Linked DNA regions of Homo sapiens: region 2 is linked to region 1. A link is an interaction called in ENCODE POLR2A ChIA-PET data of the cell type or tissue named here. Cell type or tissue: PC-9. All regions are shown on one strand. Links, peaks and the distances in the headings refer to the core of each region. The heading gives the core; the rest is flanking DNA.

Region 1 (7,609 bases), core at 2,947-5,446:
CAGAGATGTTCCTTGCCCCTCTGCGAGGACACTGGGGCTCTGATGGGGCTCAGGTGGGAGGACAGGTGAGGACAGAAGCTGTTCTGAGCATGGGTCAGCACAGTGCCCAGGGCTGGTGTTTGCTGTGAGGGGGTATGGGGTTTGCCTGGAGCACCCTTGCTCTCCAAGTGGGCGGGGTGGGACTGTGACAAGCACTCACCGCCACCACAGTGAACAATCTGTGGACCTTTACTGCAGGCTGGATCCTGCTCTGGGCTCTTAGACTGAATCCTCTCGGCTGCCCGGATGTGGTACAGTCGGCTGATTAGTGTCCCCTGAGAAGCTGAGTCCAAGTCCTAACCCTTGGTACCTGTGAATGTGACCTTATGCTGAAAGAGGGTCTTTGGAATTGAGTAGCTGTAATTGAGTTGGGGATCTCAAAGTGAGATCACCCTGGGTTAGGGTGGGCTCTGAGTCTAAGGACTAGTGTCCTCATGAGAGACAGAAGAAAGACATACACAGAGGAGAGGAAGGCCGCGTGAAGATGGAAGCAGAGACGGCAGTGAGGCGGCCACAAGCCACGCGATGCCAGGAGCTGCCAAGAGCCACCAGGAGCTGAAAGAGACAAGGAAGGATCCTTCCCTAGAGCCCGGGAGGGAGTGGGGCCCTGCTGACACCTGGAGTTTGGACTTCTGGTACCCAGAAATGTGAGAGCAGCTTTGGTGTTTTGGGCCACACAGCTGGTGGTCATTTGTTGTGCCATTGACAGGAAACTAACACAAATGGGCTCCATTATCCTCATTCAATAGAGGAGGCCAAGCGAGGCCCAGCCCCAGGCTCCCGAGGCTGGGAAGTGACGGAGGCTGCTTCCCCTCCACACCACTCCCTGTTTTCAGATGCCAAGCTCTTTTTAACCTCCGAAGGCTCTTCACTGTCCCACATTAAGTGTTTTCTCTCACTGTATGCCCACTCCACCACGCACCCTGTCAGCCTGACCTCTGAAATCCAGAGGCTTCTCACCACTTCTCGCCACCTCCACGGCGCCTTGGGGCCCTGCCTCAGCGCCCTTCACCTGGAGCACAAGTGGACCCCTCACCTGGTCCCAAAAGGTCACTTGGCTGCTACCTTTGCCCCAGGGCCCCTGCCTCAGTCTGTTCTCAACACAACAGCCAGAGATCCTTCTAGAATGTGTCAGACCACATCACCCTGCTTATGACTACTGATGGCTGCCCATCTCACAGACTGGAATCTAGTGTTTACTGGGATCGCAGGCCCTTCCTGGTCTGCCCCATCCCTCGTCTCAGCTACTCCCTCCTAGGTCTCGGCCCTGCAGAAGCACTGGCCCCCTCTACCTTAGGGCCTTTGTACTGGCTGCTCTCTGTTCTCTTTTCCCAAGTATCCCTCTCCTTGTAGGGCACCCTCTTTTCTTTTTAAAAAATTATTATGATTATTATTATTTGTAGAGACGGGGGTATCACATTGTTGCCCAGGCTGGTCTTGAACTCCTGGCTTCAAGTGATCCTCCTGCCTCAGTCTCCCAAAGTGCTGGGATTACAGGAGTGAGGTACCACACCTGGCCACCTTCTCACAGGTTCTGCTCAAGTGTCTCTTTACCCAAGAGGTCTTCATGTAAAATGCCCCAACCCCACAAACACCAGCTCTGATTTGATTTACAAATCTACCCTTCTTTGATTTCCTCCTTCCCAGTTGCTGAGACAGGCATGTCTCCCCCTGTGATGAGCACCTAGTGTTCCTGAGGACACTCCTTCAAATGCTAAAACCACGCCCTGCCAAGAGCCAGTACGTGACAACTGGGCAGTCTCCACCTCATCCCTGGGTGTGATTCTTGCGAAACTTTTTGGTTCTGGGACCACTCAGAAAACTCTCCAGGGAAACGATCACAAAAGCTGACTCTGGGCAGGCAGAACACTGCTCACTCCCAGCCAGAAACCCACGGGCTGATGTTTCTTTTCACAAACATCCCCAGCCTACAAGACTGGCCAGGGGCTCCACCTCCATCTGACTGCCCAGGGCCGCACTTGGCAAAACACGGAGGCAGAGAAACTCAGGCTAGAGTTCATGGCTGACACCTCACAACCTTTGCCCTTTTCCCCCACTGGACCTCTTGCTGGAAAGTGCTGGGTGACCTTGGGGTGGGGGTGCCAAGGAGAGGAGGGAGGAGCCAGCATCTACAGACCACCCTTCCCTCACAGCACACATCTCCAGATTACTGTCCACCGGGGTGGGATTCAAATTTGGACAGTCTAAGTAACTCATGCAGGCTGCACTACTAGAAGTTTCAAAGCAAGGCTCGGACTCCAAAGGGAAGCTCTTTTAACAACCCTGTCCTGCCTCATTCATTCATTCAAGGACTATTTGTGGAATTGTGTGCACCAGGCACTTTGGAGGCCCTGGGATCCAGCGGGGAATACATTTATCTCACTTGCGGAGTTTGCTTGTGTGTAAGTCCGGGGACAATGAGCATGAACACTTGTTCACGTGAACGAATGACTGTATAGTAAGTAGTTTTCTAGCCACTAGAAAGTGCTAGATGTGCATGGGAGGAACACATAGCTTTGTAGGGGGTTGGAGGGAGTGATTATGGGGTGGGAGTGGTATTCAGATGGTGGGGGAAAGGTGCAGGGAAGTCCTCTTGGTTAAAGTAACATTTTGGAAGAGACCTGAGGGAAGTGAAGGAGGGAGCGATACAGACGCGTGGAGGAAGAGCATCCCTGGTGGAGGGAACAGTTGGTGCAAAGGCCCTGGGGTGGGAATGAGCTTCCCCAGCACGGAGACCAGTGTGGAAGAGCAAGCGGGAGACACCAGCCACAGCAGGACTTTGAATTCTTTTCTGAGATGGGGTAGATTGGGAGGTTGTAAGGAGAAAAAAGACAGCCTCTGACATGAAGCTGGAAGGGGCTGGGCTGGGATGCTTAGGTGATGGGAGAAGAGGGATTCTGGACGGTTGCAGAGCTGGGTGCTGGAGAAAGTGAGCTTCCCAGAGGACACCAGAGCGTTTGGCCTGAGAAAATGGAAGAATGAGGTTGCCGTTCCCTGAGCCCCAGCGCCTCCCTCTCCAGGAGGGTTGGCTCTGGCAAGCCCCAGGTGTGCAGGAAGAGAATCCCAGGTCCCTTCAGCTTCCAGAACAATTGGTTTACGCAGAGGGAGGGGAGGGGAGGCGGTGAGCGAGAAAGCAGTTCCAGGTGGCAAAGGCAGCTCCGGGGGAAGAGGCTGCCCCAGCGCCTGGGACCCACCTAGCGCAGCGGGGGTGAGCCCAGTTTCCAATAACAAAGTGCCCGGGCCGTCCCAACCCTGGCCCTGACAGCTAACGAGCTGCAGCCGGCTCGGTGCGCGGCCGGGAGGCCAGCCTGGCTCACATGATGGCGTGAGGGGGTGGCAGGAGGAGCCGCCAAGCCTCAGCGGGTCGGGCAGGAGGCTCCAGGAAGTCTTTCTGAAAGTGGGCCCAGGGGCGGGCGCGGGGCGGGGCCGCGGGGGTCCCGGGAGGGGCTGGGCGGGGCTGCAGTGCCGGGTGGGGATCGGGCTGGGATCCCAAGCGGCGGATGGGAAAGGGGTGGAAAGGGGATGGGAAGGGGCGGGAGATAGATGGGGAGGGGGCGGGGCGAGGCTGGGGTCCTGGGTGCAGACTGGAGGGCGACTGGGTGGAGCGGGTGAGGAGGGGGCCAGGTGGTGTCCCGGGAGCAGATAGGGAGGGCTTTGCGGGGAAAGCGGGGAAACAGGTTGGGGTCCTGGGCCGGGCGGCGAAGGAAGGCCGAGGTGCGGTCAGGGTGCAGATGGGGGGCGATGGGACAGGCTGGGGGCTGTGGAGAGGAGCTGGGTTGGGATCCCGGGTGCAGCTGGGGAGGGGACAGGGTAGGTGGCTGCAGAAGGGGGCTGGGTTGAGGTCTCAGGTGCAGACGAGGAGGGGCTGGGCGGAGGGGGTGAGGAGGGGAGCCGGGCTGGGGGCCGGGGCGCTGCTGGGGTCCCCCTCCCGCCCCGGGACCGTCCGCTCTTGCCCAGACCCGTCGGTAAACAGACGCCGTGATGTCACGGGCGCCGCTGACCTGTGGCTGAACCCGGAGCTGTAAATGAGATGCAAGGTGCCAGCAGCCTCCGGCCGCAGGGCCTACGAGCCACACGCGCTCCTCCGCCGGCCCGAGGTTACCCCAGCTGCACACACGGACAGGATGCTGCAAACGCCACCAGACATTGCAACACGCAGCCAGTCTGCTGGCCGCTGCGTGAACCGTCCCGGCAGCCCTCGCCGCCCCTCTGGCGGGCACCCACCTCCCTGGAGCGGCCTCGCTCCCCTCGAGCACCCCTGGGGGCTGGCAGCTCCCACCCCTCCGGGGGCAGCCTCTCCTCTAGGGTCTCTGTCTCCGCTTCCCCGAGAAGCCTCTAAACCCGAGGGCTGGGCCTCCGGGGTCAGCTTCGGGTTTTCGTGGGAAGAGATTGGGGAGGTGCCTGCCTTTGCTCTGGGCTTTCTGGGAAGCTCATTACTTCTCCCTTGCAAAGCCTGGTTGGGGGGTTGCAGGGATGGCTTCCAGGTATAAAGAGGTATAAAAGTGTCCCGTTGGCCGCGCACCGCCCCTCCCTTCCGAAGCAGGGGGCCTGTTTATCCCGCGGAGCTCCCAGAGCAGCCCTGGACCGCACTAACTTGGCAGCCAGCGCTCAGAGCTGAGAGCCTGCACTGCCCTTTGGAATGAAAAGCAGCCTGGTTGGGGCCTCAAGGAATCTGCTCTGGAGTTGATTTGCTGTGTGACTTTTGGATGAGTCACTTGGCATCTCTGAGCTTCACCATCTCCATCTGGGGAAGTGGGGAAAACTGAAACTGGCCTCCCTGTGCTGGTGTGGGGAAGGTCAAAAGTGCAAGAAAATGCTCACCAAACCGCAGGGCCGGTCAGAAGCCTCAGGTGCAGGGGGCCTGGCACGGGGAGAACTTGGAGACCCTCAGAGAAACCAAGGCTGCCCTTCTCCTCACCCACTGCCCCCCCAAACTGAGCCTCTGGGTTTATTGTGAGAAGCCGGGGTGACGAGGTCTTTGGGGATGAATAGTCCCCCCTGGCTCAAGGAGACCCCCATTGACTCCCCTACTTGGACCTCATTAACTAATGATCACCCTGCCTTGTGGGGGGTGGGGAACCTAGAAATGACCCCAGATCTCCCCCCGCCCTAGACGGAGTCTCACTCTGTCACCCAGGCTGGAGTGCAGTGGCGCGATCTCGGCTCACTGCAACCTCCGCCTCCCGGGTTCAAGCGATTCTCCTGCCTCAGCCTCTCGAGTGCCTGGGATTACAGGCGCCCACCACCGCACCTGGCTAATTTTTGTATTTTTAGTAGAGACAGGGTTTCACCATCTTGGCCAGGCTGGTCTCGAACTCCTGACCTCAACTGGTCCACCCACCTCAGCCTTCCAAAGTGTTGGGATTACAGGCGTGAGCCATGGCGCCCGGCCTGAAATGACCCCAGATCTTTAGCGAGTACTCATGGAGTGCAACAAGGCACAGCTGAACTCCAGCCCTGATTCCAGCTTCTCCTTCACTGAATTTAATCTTTAACATCCTTCTGCCTCACATCCCTCTGCTTTCTTGTCTTTGCAGCACTTGGTCACTATCTGAAGTGATGGTGGTTATTTGTTTGCTTGGTTTTTGTCTATTTCTCCCATTCTCAAACACACACACTCTCTAGAATGTAGGCTGTCCAAGGAATTTCCAGGCCTGGCTTGGTAATTGGGTGCCCAGTGACTGTGTGAATGAATGAATGAAATAGTTTTGCCTCTTCTGTGAAACATTAGTAACTTCCCTTTGAGGGGAACTTGGGAGGAATGAAGTTGACAACCTGTGTGCTATGGCTGTCGTTAGGACCAGCCACATCATTCGCAGGGTCCCTGGTTCAAAAATTGTAAAGAATTGCAAGATGGTGACAGCCGAGCCTCAAACCAAGTGTAGGGCGCTTCTGAGAGCAGGGCCAGTGAGAATCCCTGGGTCACACCCAGGAAGCCAGCCCCAGCCATCGCACAGAGGGTGCCCAACAGGAACACCCAGTGGGACCTCGTGCCAAGTCACAAGCCTTCCACGCTCCCCCAGGCAGCAGGAAACACAAACACAGCTCCGGCAGAGCCACTCCAGGAAGAACGTATCACACATCCCCAGCAGACAGGTGACACCTGCCAAACTAAAAGTTGCCCGCACATCCAGTCTCTACATGTGCAGGGGCAGTGGACATGGCAGCGTATGAGCTGTAGGGGAAAGAGGAATAATAACAACAGGTAACCTGGGCAACATGGTGAAAGCCTGTCTCCACTAAAAATACAAAAGTTAGCCAGGCATGGTGGTGCGCGCCTGTAGTCCCGGCCACTGGGGAGGATCACGTGAGCCTGGGAGGTTGAGGCTGCAATAACCTGAGATCGCACCAATGCACTCCAGCCTGAGTGATGGAGTGAGACTCTGTCTCGGCAAGTAAAATAAAACAAAAAAAAATAACAACAGTACTCATCATAATTAGCATTTATTTAGGAGCTTCTCTGAGTTCAACAGTGAGGTTTACGGCCCCTTATCCTCCGTTCTAGAATCCAAAAAGCTCTAAAATCCTACATTTATTTTTGACACACGCGTTTAGAGCAAGCCCTAATTGGAACCATCATGAGGCTAGTTCTGGTCTCTTTATCCCACTGTGGTAACTATCACTGTGATTACGGGTGGCTGCCCTAGACCTTGCTGTGGGCATCACTAGGTATATGGCCTATCTGCTGGATTGCATTTCTAAAGTCCAAAACATCAGACCTATGAGACACAGCTAGCCTTAAGGGTTTCAGATAAGGGTCTGTAGACTTGAACTCGGCTTCTTTTTAGAGACAAGGCACTGAGACCCTGGAAGTATAAGTAATTAGTCAAGAGCAAAGCCAGGAACTAGCTGAGCAGAGACCCCCAAACCGGTTGGCGGTACCCCTCAGAGCTGCTAGCAGAAGAAAGAATTCAGCTCTTGTTTTGGAAAAGGAAATAAACATTTTACTGGAGTATCTCAGCATCTCCCTCATACTCCAACATGAAATTCAGAGGTCACTGAGCTGGTAGGCTCAATCACACACCAGGCTGATGTGTCCCAGGGAGACCTTCAGCTAATTAAACGTAATTTATGGACCAGCCTCTAAGGACAAGCCTTAAATTACTTGCAAGCTGTGCCAAGGTAGCTATCCTACAGGCTATTAATTAGGAATCGGTTTAATCTCTGCTAGGACGAAGGTCAACTGCCTTGGAGTTAACCCTTCCGGCTGACTGGTCTCATGCTATCAGGCTGTGGCTCTGGGCCCAGAGGGCCAGGGGATTCAGAGGAAGCGGGACATTCAATGGGAAATGGCCAGGCCAGCACACCCTGCAAAGACCAGGATGCTGGGAGAAAAGCCAGGCCCTTGGCCCATAGGGCCAGTTGAGGCGGGAATTTTCCCAAGCACCAGCCCCACAGAAAGTGATTTTCCGTGGTCCTCAGAGAGCATCACATCCCTCCAACATCAGAGAATTCTGTGGAAAATCAGGCTTCCGTCACCTTCCAGTAATGTGGGCTGGTCGTGCATCCTGTAGAAAGCCTTCAGTGGCTCCCTAGTGCTCTCCCAATCATGTCCAGACTTCACCCCACA
Region 2 (7,609 bases), core at 2,316-4,815, 200 kb before region 1:
CATAATGAAGGAGAAAGGAAATAAAATGAAGATATTTTCTTAGTACAAGTGTATACATGCACAAACATGTTTTTAACAAAAGAAAGAGGAAATACTCATGACAATTGCAGTCCTTGTTTCTGCAGCTGGTCATGTGGTCATAGCTAGTATTGATGATTACCCTTTCTACTACCCATTCTGTATTCCCTTTACCTTCAGCAAGCACCTCATCAGGTCATGGTTTTGTGGGATTTTTTCCTGGTGGAGTGACCCAAACCTTCCTTCCTGAGGGGTCTGGACCATTTGTAGTCCTGCCTGGATTGGGCTGTTGTAGTTTCCCATTGCCTTAATCACAGGGCATGGTAATCCTAAGAGATGCCCTAATGGATCTCCTGTATTCCATGCATAATCTTCCTTACCTCCATTGTGGAGTAGTAGACTGATTTCATCTTGATAATCTGGGTCAGTCACCCCAGCCAACACTGTAACTCCCTTCTTAGCCTCTTGACCTAAAGTTAGGCGGAGCCCAAAGTGTCCAGGTGGTAATCTTAACTTCCAGTTTAATGGAATCATTGTTTTGTCTCCTGGTGGCAGTGTTCCTCCCTCTGGAACTAAGACCTCTAAGCCAGGAGAACTAATGTTGCAGGAACAGAAAGCAAAAATTTTGCTAGTGGATCATTAGGGGTGATGATGAATGGTGCCACTTCCTCTTCCACCCATTGATTCCTGGACCTCTGAATCCTGGCCATGGGAGAAACAGTACCATATATTGGATGCTGATTCAGAGCATACATAGCCTTCTGGAGAACTTTGCCCCAGCTATTATCATCTAGTTGGCATTGTAATTGTGATTTCAAAAGGCCATTTCACCATTCTATCAATCCAGCTGCTTCAGGATGATGAGGAACATGGTAAGACCAGTGAATTCCATGAGCATGAGTCCACTGCCGCACTTCTTTAGCCGTAAGGTGAGTGCCTTGGTCAGAGGCAATGCTGTGTGGAATACCATGACAGTGGATAAGGCATTCCATGAGTCCACAGAGGTAGTCTTGGCAGAAGCATTGCATGCAGGATAGGCAAACCCGTATCTGGAGTAAGCGTCTATTCCAGTGAAGACAAACTCTGCCCTTTCCATGATGGAAGAGGTACAATATAATCAACCTGCCACCAGGTAGCTGGCTGATCACCCAGAAGAATGGTGCCATATCGAGGGCTCAGTGTTGGTCTCTGCTGCTGGCAAATTGGGCATTAAGCACTGGCTGTAGACAGGGCAGCCTTGGGGAGTGGAAGTCCATGTTGCTGAGCCCATGCATAACCTCCATCCCTGCCACCATGGCCACTTTGTTCATAGTCCCAGTGGGCGATGGCAGGAGTGGCTGGGGAAAGAGGCCGAGTGGTGTCCACAGAACAGGTCATCCTATCCACTTAGTTGTTAAAATCCTCCTCTGCTGAGGTCACCCATTGGTGAGCACTCACATGGGATACAAGTATCTTCAGTTTTTGACCACTCAGAGAGGTCCATCCACATACCTATTCCCAAATTTCTTTGTCACCAGTTTTCTAATCATGCTCTTCCAAGTCCCTGACCATCCATCCAGCCAAATCATTGGCTACCTCCCATGAATCAGTATATAATCACACATCTGGCCATTTCTTCTTCCATGCAAAGTGCATGACCAGATGCACTGCTCGAAGTTCTGCTCTCTGGGAAGATTTTCCTTAACTGCTGTCCTTCGGGGATGTCCTAGAAAGGGGCTGTAGTGCTGCAGCTGTCCACTTTTGGGTGGTGCCTGCATATCGTGCAGAACCATTTGTGAACCAGGCTCTAGTCTTCCCTTCCTCTGTCAATTGATCATGGGGAATTCCCCATGAAGCCATCAGTGCAGGCTAGGGGAGAGAAGGCAGGGTGGCAGGAGTGGAGACCATAGGCATTTGAGCCACTTCCTCATGTAACTTACTTGTGCCTTCAGGACCTGCTCGAGCCCAATCACATATATACCACTTCATTTGATGATGGAATGCTGCTGTGTACGACCCACTTTATGGCTAGATGGGTGGGTCAGAAAGCACCCAGTTCAGTTTGCAGGTGTGCACCACCACATGCAGCTAATTTATATATTTTTTGGTAGAGATGGGGTTTCACCACGTTGGCCAGCCTGATCTCTGACTCCTGACCTCAAGTGATTTGCCCACTTCAGCCTTTGTTTTTATTTTTAATTTGTAAATAAAATCTTTCATTTGGGTAACTGTAAATCTATGTGATCAAACAAAACATCTTATTTTATTTTATTGCTTTTTACAGCTAGTTAAGTGAAGCAGTGGGGATAAACACTTTTACTCCCAAAAGATGTTTTGTGTTTTTTTTAAATATTTTTTTTGAGACAAGAATCTTGCTCTGTCACCCAGGCTGGAGTGCAGTGGTCCTCCCTCGGGTCACTGCAACCTCCTCCTCCTGGGCTCAAGTGATCCTCCCACGTCAGCCTCCCAAGTAGCTGAGAATACAAGTGTGTGGTGCCACACTTGGCTGATTTTTGTATTTTTTGTGGAGACAGGGATCTTGCCGTGTTGGCCAGGCTGGTCTTGAACTCTTGGACTCGAGCCATCTGCCCGCCTAGGCCTCCCAGGGTCCTGGGATTATAGGTGTGAGCCACTGCATCCAACCCAAAAATGTTATTTTTCTTTTGCCATAAATGACTATATTAAGATCCTTGGCTGGGCCCGGTGGCTCACACCTGTAGTCTCAGCACTTTGGGAGGCCAAGGCGGGCAGATGGCCTGAGGTCAGGAGTTTGGCCAACATGGTGAAACTCCATCTCTATTAAAAATGCAAAGATTATCCGGGCAGTGGCGGGTGCCTGTGGTCTCAGCTACTTCGGAGGCTGAGACAGGAGAATCGCTTGGACCTGGGAGGTGGAGGTTGCAGTGAGCCGAGACCACTCCTTTACACTCCAGCCTGGGCAACAAGAGCAAGACTCTCTCAAAAAAAAAAAGTCCGTGATGAAATTTTAAGAAATTCTTGATTAAAATAATATTATTGTATAAATGTTAAAAAAAAAAAAAAAAAAAGAAAGCACACAGTTCAGGATGGGCAGTTCAGGTTGCGTGGTGACTTGATGACCCATAGTCAGATGTTCATTTTCCACCAAAGCCCAGTAACAGGCCAAGAGCTGTCTCTCAAAAGGACAGTAGTTATCTGCAGAAGATGGCAGGGCCTTCCTCCAAAATCCTAGAGGCCTCTGCTGTGATTCACCTATGGGGGCCTGCCAAAGGCTCCAAACAGCATCCCTATCTGCCACTGACACCTCAAGCACCATTGGATCTGCTGGGTCATATGGCCCAGATGGCAGAGCAGCTTGCACAGCAGCCTGGACCTGTTGCAGAGTCTTCTCCCATTCTGGACCCCTCAAAACTGGCAGCCTTTCGGGTCACTTAATAAATGGGCCGGAGTAATACACCCAAATGAGGAATGTGTTGCCTCCAAAATCCAAATAGGCCCACTAGGCATTGTAACTCTTTCTTGGTTGTAGGAGGGACCAAACGCAGCAACACCGTTAACTTAGAAGGAATGTCTTGGCAGGCCACACACCACTAGATCCCTAGAAATTTTGCTGAGGTAGAAGTTCCCTGAATTTTAGTCGGATTTATTTCCTATCCTCTGGCACGCAAATGTCTCACCAATAAGTCCAGTGTGTTTGCTACTTCTTGCTCACTGGATCCAATCTGCATAATGTCATCAGTGTAATGGACCAGTGTGATATTTTGCGGAAGCAAAAAGCAATCAAGGTCTCTCCAAATAAGATTATGACACAAACCTGGAGAGTTGATATACCCCTGCGGTTAGGACAGTAAAGGTATATTGCTAGCTTTGCCAGCTGAAGGCAAATTGCTTCTGGTAGGCCTTGTGGACAGGAATGGAGAAAAAGGCATTTGCCAAGTCAGTGGCTGCATACCAGGTACCAGGAGATGTGTTAATTTGCTCAAGCAATGAAACCCCACATCTGGTACAGCAGCTGCAATTGGAGTCACCATTTGGTTAAGCTTACGATAATCCACTGTTATTCTCCAAGATCCATCTGTCTTCTGCACGGGCCAAATGGAAGAGTTGAACAAGGATGTGGTGGGAATCACCACCCCTGCATCTTTCAAGTGGCACTAATCTCCACAATCCCTCCAGGGATGTGATACTGTTTTTGGTTTACTATTTTTCTAGGTAGAGGCAGCTCTAAGGGCTTCCATTTGGCCTTTCCCACCATACTAGCCCTCACCCTACCAGTCAAGGAGCCAATGTGGGGGTTCTGCCAGCTGTTAAGTATATCTATGCCAATTATGCATTCTGGCACTGGTGACATGACCACAGGATGAGTCTGGGGACCCACTGGACCCACTGTAAGTCAGACCTGAGCTAAAACTCCATTAATTACTTGACCTCCATAAGCCCCTACTTTAACTGGAGGGCAACAATGACATTTTGGGTCCCCTGAAATCAACGTCAGCTCAGAGCCAGTGTCCTGTATCCGCGAAATGTCTGATCCTTTCCCTTTCCCCAGTGCACAGTTACCCTGGTAAAAGGCTGGAGGTCTCCTTGGGAAGGATGGGAGAAAGATTCACTGCGTAAATTGTCGGCAATGTAGTGGGGTCCTTCCTCAAGGGGATCCGGCCTCCCCTTCATTCAAGGGGTTCTGGGTCTGTAAACTGGCTCAAGTCTAGAAATTGACTGAGGGGCCATGATTCTCTGTTTTTATAATTCAAACTAGTTTTTTGTCCATTCAACCTAGAAGTTTTCTGCTTGTATAAATTAAGTAGGAATGCAGCAGGCTTCCTATTAATTTCGCTTCTAGGAACACCATGATTAATTAGCCAGTGCCAGAGCTCTACATGAGTCAGACTATTCTGATTGCCACTTTGCCTCTGCTGTGCATTATGGTAGCTATGCCCACCTTGCCTTTGACGATTGAGTGCTGCCACTTGGCAACCTGCCACCTCGGGATCCAGTTATCCCCATTGTGTTTAAATTTTGTAGCTAATGATTGCTGTTCCCACCGTTAGATCTGACATACAGAGAAAAGCAATTACAGGGCTCTTCAAAGATGCAGGTGCTGCCCTTACAAATCTGTTCCGCAAGGCATTGGTCAAGGATATATCTTCTGGACCCTCCCAGCTGGGATGAGTAGGTCTGAAGTGGCTAATCCACTCCACCATCCCAGTCTCCCTAATCCTTTGGATCCCTTCCTGTACGTTAAACCAAAGGAGATCACACATTTCCACCTCTCTCACGGTGGGCCATCTTTTAATCCATATTTCAGCTAACCAAGTAAATAAACTATTAGAACCTTTTTTACCTCTCCAAGCTGCAACATTAAAAGCAGAATGCCTACTTAGTGGGCCCAGATCAATAAATCCTGATCCAACCCTATGTTCCTTCCACTATTATCCCATACCCTTAATATCCATTCCCGTATCTGTTCTCCAGATTTCTTTCTATATAAATTAGAGAACTCAAACAGTTCTTTTCGAGTGTAGTACACCTCCTCGTGAGTCACACTCTCAACCTCACATCTAGGGGCCTGCCGGGACTTTAGGTCTAGAAGCAAACAGGGGTGTTGGGGGTGACTCCTGAGGAGAATCAACATTACTTTGCCTGGCAGCTGCCTCAAGAGAGGTCATCACTGTTGCCTTAGGCAGCATAGGATTCATCTCCTCAGACAAAGGTGGAAAGCTGATGACAGCATGGGTTGAGGAGATGTTGCCACTACTGGGGATGGGGAAGCTCATCCTTCTGGCAAAAAAGGCTCATCAGAGTTTACAAACTCAGTTTCCCCGAGTTTCATCAGGGTCCTCCCACACATCCCCATTCCAAGTTGCAGGGTCCCATTCTTTTCCAATCATTGCCCTCACTTTAACAGCAGACATCTGGTGAGGCTGTGTGTGCATCTTTCGGCGTGCATCTTTCATTGCAGGTCAGCCACTTGCATGACAAGAGCTTGTGTCTGTTTTTCCACAATTTCAGCTCTTTCTCTGCAGGAGATAAGACTCTCACTTAGGGCAATCTTAGCAGATTTGAGGCTCAGTATCTGCTTCTGAAGCTGGGAGACAGAATCCCTGAGTTCATCATTTTCTTTCATTACTTTGTCCACTGAACTTAGGAGCAACCAACCAGCTTCATTATGTTACTTGGTTTTCTACATATGGTCAAAGGTATTATGTATAGAGTCACTAAAATCCTTGCCTCTCATGAGCGGTGAATCAGGAGTGTCAAATGCATTTATTTTGCATAATTCTCCAAACGGTTCACGCCAAGGACTATCAGCATTCTCCATACTATTAGAGGTAGAGTCCTTAGCAATTTTTTGGGGGGCTAATCATATTCAGCAGCCAACTCCAGAAACCCCAAAGCCAATGAAAGAACTCCATCCTTAATATTCTGTTCCTCTAGAACCACACCTGGTACCAAAATCTGTATTAGTCAGGGTTCTCTTAGAGGGATAGAACTAATAGGAGATATATATATATATATATATATATATATATATAGTTCTTTAAGATCAATAAAATTAATAAGCCTCTAACCAGTCTGAGCAGGAGAAAAAGAGAAGACATAGATTATTAATATCAGGAAAGAGAGAGATGCCAGACAAGCCAAATACTGACAAGTCTGGGGATGGGACTCCTGGGGGAGCTGCAAATTCCTTCTGGCTGCTGGAGTGTCTGCTAGGACTGCTTTGTTTGCAGTGTGACTGTAGGGCCGTTGGTTTTCAAGGCTACTGTGGAGCTGGGGTAGGGGTGAAGAGAATAGGACAAATTAAAATGCCACAGAGCTCGCTGTTCTCACTGAGTTTCAGCTTGTTTTCTTGAGTAAATGCTCCTTAGATTGTCGCAAGTTTTTTATTAACTTTCGGAGTTCTGAAAAAGTCGACCTTTACAATTTTTGGCAGAGTACTGTTAGTGTGCTATCAGAACAACTTCTATCTGTTTGTAACATCATACTTGGAACGCTTTTCCTTTATAAGCTTCATCAAAGTTTAAATATGTTCAGGAAACTAGTTCCTGGTAGACATTTCCAGAAGAAGAATCCAAAGCCCCAGACTGTGGTTCTTTTTCCCAAATGGACGAACTACATCCTTACTGGGAGTGTGTGCAATGTGTCTCCCATGACTGGGGCTCCTTCTCTCCCTTAACATGTCATGCGATTCCATCCAGATTGTCGAGGCCAGAACCTCTTTTCAGAAGAAATTTTTCTTTTATTATATATCACGAATAACAGAGAATTCAGGCTAATCGTATCCTATTTATTTGTGCACAGATAGAAAGTTAATATCTTGCAGCTATTTTTCCTTGTCCTCCTTTTTTCGACCTTACAGAGACAATTCAAGGAACCATTTGCTGTTCATTAGTTTCCTTAACTTTATTCTTTACTTTAAAAAGTTGTTTGTTTGTTTATTTGTTTGTTTATTTTGAGATGGAGTCTCACTCTGTCGCCCAGGCTGGAGTGCAGTGGTACGATCTCTGCTTACTGCAACCTCCGCCTCCCAGGTTCAAGTGATCCTCCAGCTTCAGCCTCCCAAATAGATGGGATTACAGGTGCCCGCCACCACGCCCAGCAATTTTCGTAGTTTTTAGTAGAGATGGGGTTT

The links. Peaks named below come from ENCODE experiments on the same cell type or tissue, not always from the same donor. Only the 100,000 strongest peaks of a DNase experiment are listed, where the experiment ranks them.
Region 2: POLR2A ChIA-PET joins it to region 1 with 13 read pairs; 7 of 35 experiments call an interaction of 5 or more read pairs at or near these places.

What each region holds. Positions count from the first base shown.
Region 1 is chr1:12,591,946-12,599,554 of GRCh38, forward strand. The region is part of intron 1 of DHRS3 (dehydrogenase/reductase 3); the gene reads right to left. Among named protein-coding and RNA genes, the nearest start is that of MIR6730, 17 kb to the left of the region's middle. RefSeq lists an enhancer at 837-1,336. In PC-9, for the core only: no CTCF peak of the experiment used is centred there; DNase peaks (open chromatin) are centred at 3,356, 4,116 and 4,716; H3K4me3 peaks cover 1,798 bases; H3K27ac peaks cover 2,500 bases.
Region 2 is chr1:12,389,521-12,397,129 of GRCh38, forward strand. All of the region lies in intron 60 of VPS13D (vacuolar protein sorting 13 homolog D), which reads left to right. Among named protein-coding and RNA genes, the nearest start is that of SNORA59A, 110 kb to the right of the region's middle. In PC-9, for the core only: no CTCF peak of the experiment used is centred there; no DNase peak of the experiment used is centred there.